Linked DNA regions of Homo sapiens: region 1 is linked to region 2. A link is a loop called in an ENCODE intact Hi-C map of the cell type or tissue named here. Cell type or tissue: heart left ventricle. All regions are shown on one strand. Links, peaks and the distances in the headings refer to the core of each region. The heading gives the core; the rest is flanking DNA. Region 1 has its middle 12 kb from the start of RHOB. Region 2 has its middle 29 kb from the start of PUM2.

Region 1 (2,807 bases), core at 66-2,565, 55 kb after region 2:
AACACATGAAGTCCCCAAATTGTTACTCATTATTCCTATTAGAATCATCATCATTAGTACTACTAGTAGTATTTAAATATTATTTATTTATTTTATAGTATAATTTATTATAATTCCAAGAGCATCAGCCAAAAGTTAAACAGGAGGCTGCAGTCTGCCTTCATGGTACCCAGTGCTTGATTTAACCACCACAGCCACATCATCACCAGTGCAGCAGGACACGCAGAGGGTGGTGTTTCTTAAACTTTAATGTTCAGATGAATCACCTGGAGATCTTGTTAAAACCCAGATTCTGATCTTGTAGGGCCTGGACTGGGCTGGGGCCTGGATTCTGCTTTTCTACAAAGCTTCCAAGAAATGCCAGTGTTGCTGGTCCAGGACCATCACTTTGAATAATGAAAGCCTAATGTTCCACCAAATCCCTTCAGCTATGAAGCTCTAGGTGTACCCCTGAGGTCCCAGAGAGGACAAACCCTATGTGGACTGTGATGGGAGGGAGGAGGGGGACAAGGGCCTGGCCTGTGGGGGCTTCAGGTCTCCAGGTGGTTGACTGACCTCCACCATGGATACAGATGCAGCCCTCCCCGTGCCTCCTGTCTGTCAGCCATGGCAGGTGCCCGTCTCATCTCTCACCTGATAACCCAGGAGAGGAGAGTGAAATTCGAGATAGCCCAACACTCACACTCACACAAATACATGTACCACACACACAACACACCACACACACAAAAGATACACACAACACACACACAGCACAGACAACACACATAACACACATACAACTTTCTCTGAGGCTCCCAGGCTCCCACTGAATGGGAGAGGAGGTGACTGCTCGGGAGGTGGGGACATTTCTACCAAGAGTCCTGCTGTTTTCTCAAATCTATCTTCACCTCTCCACCTTTGCTCTGCCTGATAGCCAGAGAGGCCACTCTTTTTTTTGTTTGTTTTTGAGACAGGGTCTCACTTTGTCACCCAGGCTAGAATGCAGTGGCTCGTTCATGGCTCACTGCAGCCTCGACCTCCCAGGCTCAAGTGATCCTCCCACTTCAGCCGCCTGAGTAGCTGAGACTACAAGCACATGCCTGGCTAATTAAAATTTTTTATTTTTTGGTAGAAGCAGGGTCTCCCTATGTTGCCCAGGCTGGTGTCGAACTCCTGGGTTCAAGTAAACCTCCCATCTTGGTCTCCCAAAGTGCTGGGATTACAGATGTGAGGCATCATGCCTGGCCTAGGCCTCCTAATCTGAAGCCTGCTTCCCTCCTTCGTCCCTCTGTGAGCCATCCCCAACACAGCTGCCACCTCATGGAACAAAACATGTCACCTCCTTCTTAAAACCTTCAGTGGAGGAACATATTTACATAAAAAAACTCACTGACTCCCTTTTCCCTCAATTTAAATTGTTTACCTTCTCTACAGAAAAGAGTAAACATGGTAGGCCTCACTGCCTGTTCTTAGGAAGCCCTGCTTCATAAGAAGCACGTTGGTTCTTGCCTGGAGTTTGGAACAGTTCTCACCAGGAACCGACAAGAGTGGCTCGCTGTGCCTAAATTGTTTGTCTAAACAATATGGTTTATGCTGAACACCTGCCTTCCTTCTGAAAGTCTGGAATTTGGGTACATGCCAGGCAGAAGGTACCTATTTGACCACCCCTGAATTAGTCAGGGTTCTCCACACCAGAGAGAGAGAGAAAGAGAGAGAGAGAGAGGTTTTTAAAAAAAAATTTTTTTTTTGAGACAGAGTTTTGCTCTGTCACCAGGCTGGAGTACAGTGGCACAGTCTTGGCTCACTGCAACCTCCGACTCCCTGGTTCAAGCGATTCTCCTGCCTCAGCCCCCCTAGTAGCTGGGATTACAGGCACGCACCACAATGTCCAGCTAATTTTTGTATTTTTAGTAGAGACAGTGTTTCACCATGTTGGCCAGGATGGTCTCGATCTCCTCACCTTGTGATCCACCCGCCTCGACCTCCCAAGGTGCTGGGATTACAGGCGTGAGCCACCGTGACTGGCCGAGAGAGGTTTATTTTAAGGAATTGGTTCATGATTGTGGGAGCTGGCAAGTTCAGAACCCGTAGGGCAGATTGGCAAGCTGGAAATTCCGAGCTGTTGTTGCAGCCTTGAGCCCAAATTCTGCAGCTGGAAGCTCAGGCAGGGTGTCTATGTAGCAGTTTTGGGAAGAATACCCCCTTCTTATTAGGGAAACCTGAGTCTTTACTCTCAAGACCTTCAACTAATTAGAAGAAGCCCACCCTCATTATAGAGCATAATCTTCTTTACTCAAAGTATTTGAGTAATTTAAATGTTAATCAAATCTAAAAAACACTTTCATAGCAATATCTAGTCTGGTGTTTGATTAAATAACTGGGTACCATAGCCTAACAAAGTTGACATAAAAATTAACCAGCAGTGCCGGGCACAGTGGCTCACACCTGTAGTCCCATCACTTTGGGAGGCTGAGGTGGGTGGATCACCTGAGGTCAGGAGTTCGAGACCAGCCTGGCCAACATGGTGAAACCCCGTCTCTACTGAAAATACAAAAAATTAGCCGGCTGTGATGGCGGGTGCCTGTAATCCCAGCTACTTGGGAGGCAGAGGCAGGAGAATTGCTTGAACCTGGGAGGCAGAGGTTGCAGTGTCCCGAGATCGCGCCATTGCACTTCAGCCTAGGGAACACAGCGAGACACTGTCTCAAAAAAAAAAAAAAAAAAAAAAAATTAATCAGCACAGCCACCCAAGAAAAATCCTAGGCATCGATTCCTGTTGGTTGGCAATGTTCTACATGGGTTGTCACAACTCATTGCTGGGGTAA
Region 2 (2,807 bases), core at 175-2,674:
ATGGTAGGGATTTTAGATCTTTCAGGATTTCACCATTTGCGATTATGGTGTTTGGGATTTTTTCTTTTGGGATTCTGATTGGCGCCATGCAGAATGCACTCCTGGGAAAAAAGTCTCAGACAGACATCCAAAGGTTGATTCGGCTGTTCTTTTGGGCTCAATGCCTACGGAAGGGAAGGGGAGGAAGCAGGATTGGGCAGATGGAGAAAGTGAGCTGCAGTACAGCTTCAACAGAGAGCCCTCTGACCCTCCCGGGAGCTGCAAAACTGGGACCACCCTGCAGAGTTGTGCCAGCCGGGGCAACGGGTCTGGGTCTTTGTGTTCTCACATTGATGGGTCACAGGATGTGGACCTTTCTGGGAAAGGAATGAGCTTGGGTGAGGGGCTCTCTGCAGTTGAGGAAACCCCTGGTTTTCTGCCGGCAGTGCTTCTAGCAGTTGGGAGAATAAACCCCTCATTCCTGAGGGGAGCCTTGGTGGCCCCTCGCAGTGTTTACCATGTTAAGTAAACATGGTAGGGTTGCTGAAGATTAGAGACGCCACAAAGAGGAGTGGGTTTGGGGAAGGCGATGAGCTCCATTTTGCACATAGTGAGTGTGAGGTGTTTCAGGGGCGTGCACGAGGGGTGTTCAGTGGATAACTTGGTGTACAGGTCTGAAGCTCTGGAGGGAGGTCAAGAATAGAACTACAGATTTAGCAAAAATATAAGGATTGGGTGGAAATCAGAGGAATGGATGGGACAGTTGGAGTCAGAAGGAGATGACACCTAAGTTGACCCATCTGGCAGCGGGTCCTCGGTGCAATCTCACAGGAGGAGGCAGCCGGATAAGATCAGCAAAGAACAGTGGCTCAGGAATTCCCAACTCCGTCAGAGCTATTGGTGATGAATGAGAGCCCTGGCCACACTCGCCCTCACAGAGCTCTCAGGGACCAATGTACAAATCAGGTGAAATATGCACTGCCCAGTGGGAAGCTGAATTGCCCGGGAATGAGACTGCTTCTCCCTACTTCTCGCCTGTCCATGTCCTTCTGTTTCCCCTTTGCCTTGACGCCCTCTCTCTCTCTCTCTCTCTGTCTTTCTCCTCTTTCTCCTCTTTCTCTCTGTCCAGTTCTTCTCTCTCCCTCTGTCCCTCTGGGCCCACTAGAGGGCGGCAGCCCCCAGTCCAGGCCTGGGCGTCCACCCTCCCAGCCTTTGCCTGGGCCTGGTGCTCCCGTAGGGAGCGGTGCCAAGATTGCTCTTGGGCCGTGAGGCAGCTCCTCTCCCAGGACTCTGTCCTGTCCTTATAGGGCTCTCGTGGGTGGGAAATACTGGGTTCAGTAGATAGGGCAGGAACGGCTGCTTCTTTGCCTGGCTTTGCTGAAGCTTGGAGGCTGTGGCCAGCTGTTCCTGCCTTGACAGATGGGAGAGGCCTGGCACCTACTCGAGGTCTCTGAGTTGACAATCACTTTCTCCTTCTTGCTCCTGGGGCTGTAGGGCCACGGAGCTTTCAGAAATCAGGACTTGGTCTTGTTCCCATCATTTGTGTCCCAGAGTGTTCTTAAAAGGATTTCTTTTTTCTTTTTTTAAAATTTTAAGTTCCAGGTACATGTGCAGGATGTGCAGTTTTGTTACATAGGTAAACGTGTGCCATGGTGGTTTGCTGCACCTATCAACCCATCACCGAGGTATTAAGCCACGCACGCATTAGCTATTTATCCGGATGCTCTCCCTCCCCCTGCCCACCCCACAATAGGCCCTAGTGTGTTTTGCTCCCCTCCCTGTGTCCATGTGTTCTCATTGTTCAGCTCCCACTTATAAGTTAGAACATGCAGTGTTTGGTTTTCTGTTCCTGTGCTGGTTTGCTGAAGATAATGGCTTCCAGTTCCATCCATGTCTCTCTCAGGGACATAATCTCATTTCTTTATATGGCTGCATAGTATTCCATGGTGTATATGTGCCACATTTTCTTTATCCAGTCTACCATTGATGGGCATTTGGGTTGATTCCGTGTCTTTGCTATTGTGAATAGTGCTGCAATAAACATACGTGTGCATGCATTTTATAATAGAATGATTTATATTCCTTTGAGTATATATCCAGTAATGGGATTGCTGGGTCAAATGGTATTTCTGGTTCTAGATTCTTGAGGAATCGCCACACTGTCTTCCACAATGGTTCAACAAATTTGCATTCCCACCAACAGTGTAAAAGCATTCCTATTTCTCCACATCCTCGCCAGCATCTGTTGTTTCTTGACTTTTTTTTTTTTTTATTTTTAGACAGAATCTTACTGTGTTGCCAAGGCTGGAGTGCAGTGGCGCGATCTCAGCTCACTGCAACCTCCACCTCCCGGGTTCAAGCGATCCTTCCACCTCAGCCTCCCAAGTAGCTGGGAGTACAGGCGTGTGCCACCTCGTCCAGCTAATTTTTGTAAGTTTTAGTAGAGACGGGGTTTCACCATGTTGGCCAGGCTGGTCTCAAACTTCTGACCTTAGTGATCTGTCCCCCTCGGCCTCCCAAAGGGCTGGGATTACAGGCATGAGCCATCGTGCGCAGCCTGTTTCTTGACTTTAATAATTGCCATTCTGACTGGTGTGAGATAGTATCTCATTGTGGTTTTGATTTGCATTTCTTTAATGATCAGTGATGTTGAGCTTTTTTTTCATGTTTATTGGCTGCATAAATGTCTTTTTCTGAGAAGCGTCTGTTCATACAGAAAGAATTTCTTGACACCAATATTGTCCAGGGTATCAAAGGCCCTGGGCTGCTCCACTCCACCTCATGCAGGACCCTCTCCCTGGGCTTCTTGCCAGGGTGTGTGAGGCCCC

Evidence for each region. A loop is a pair of places that touch in the nucleus more often than their neighbours do. Peaks named below come from ENCODE experiments on the same cell type or tissue, not always from the same donor. Only the 100,000 strongest peaks of a DNase experiment are listed, where the experiment ranks them.
Region 1: it touches region 2 in a loop (2.1-fold over the local background); 26 of 110 quality-filtered maps call a loop at or near these places.

What each region holds. Positions count from the first base shown.
Region 1 is chr2:20,433,609-20,436,415 of GRCh38, forward strand. No RefSeq gene overlaps it. Among named protein-coding and RNA genes, the nearest start is that of RHOB, 12 kb to the right of the region's middle. In heart left ventricle, for the core only: no CTCF peak of the experiment used is centred there; no DNase peak of the experiment used is centred there.
Region 2 is chr2:20,378,061-20,380,867 of GRCh38, forward strand. No RefSeq gene overlaps it. Among named protein-coding and RNA genes, the nearest start is that of PUM2, 29 kb to the left of the region's middle. In heart left ventricle, for the core only: a CTCF peak has its summit at 1,147 (motif pointing right); a DNase peak (open chromatin) is centred at 1,201; H3K27ac peaks cover 219 bases.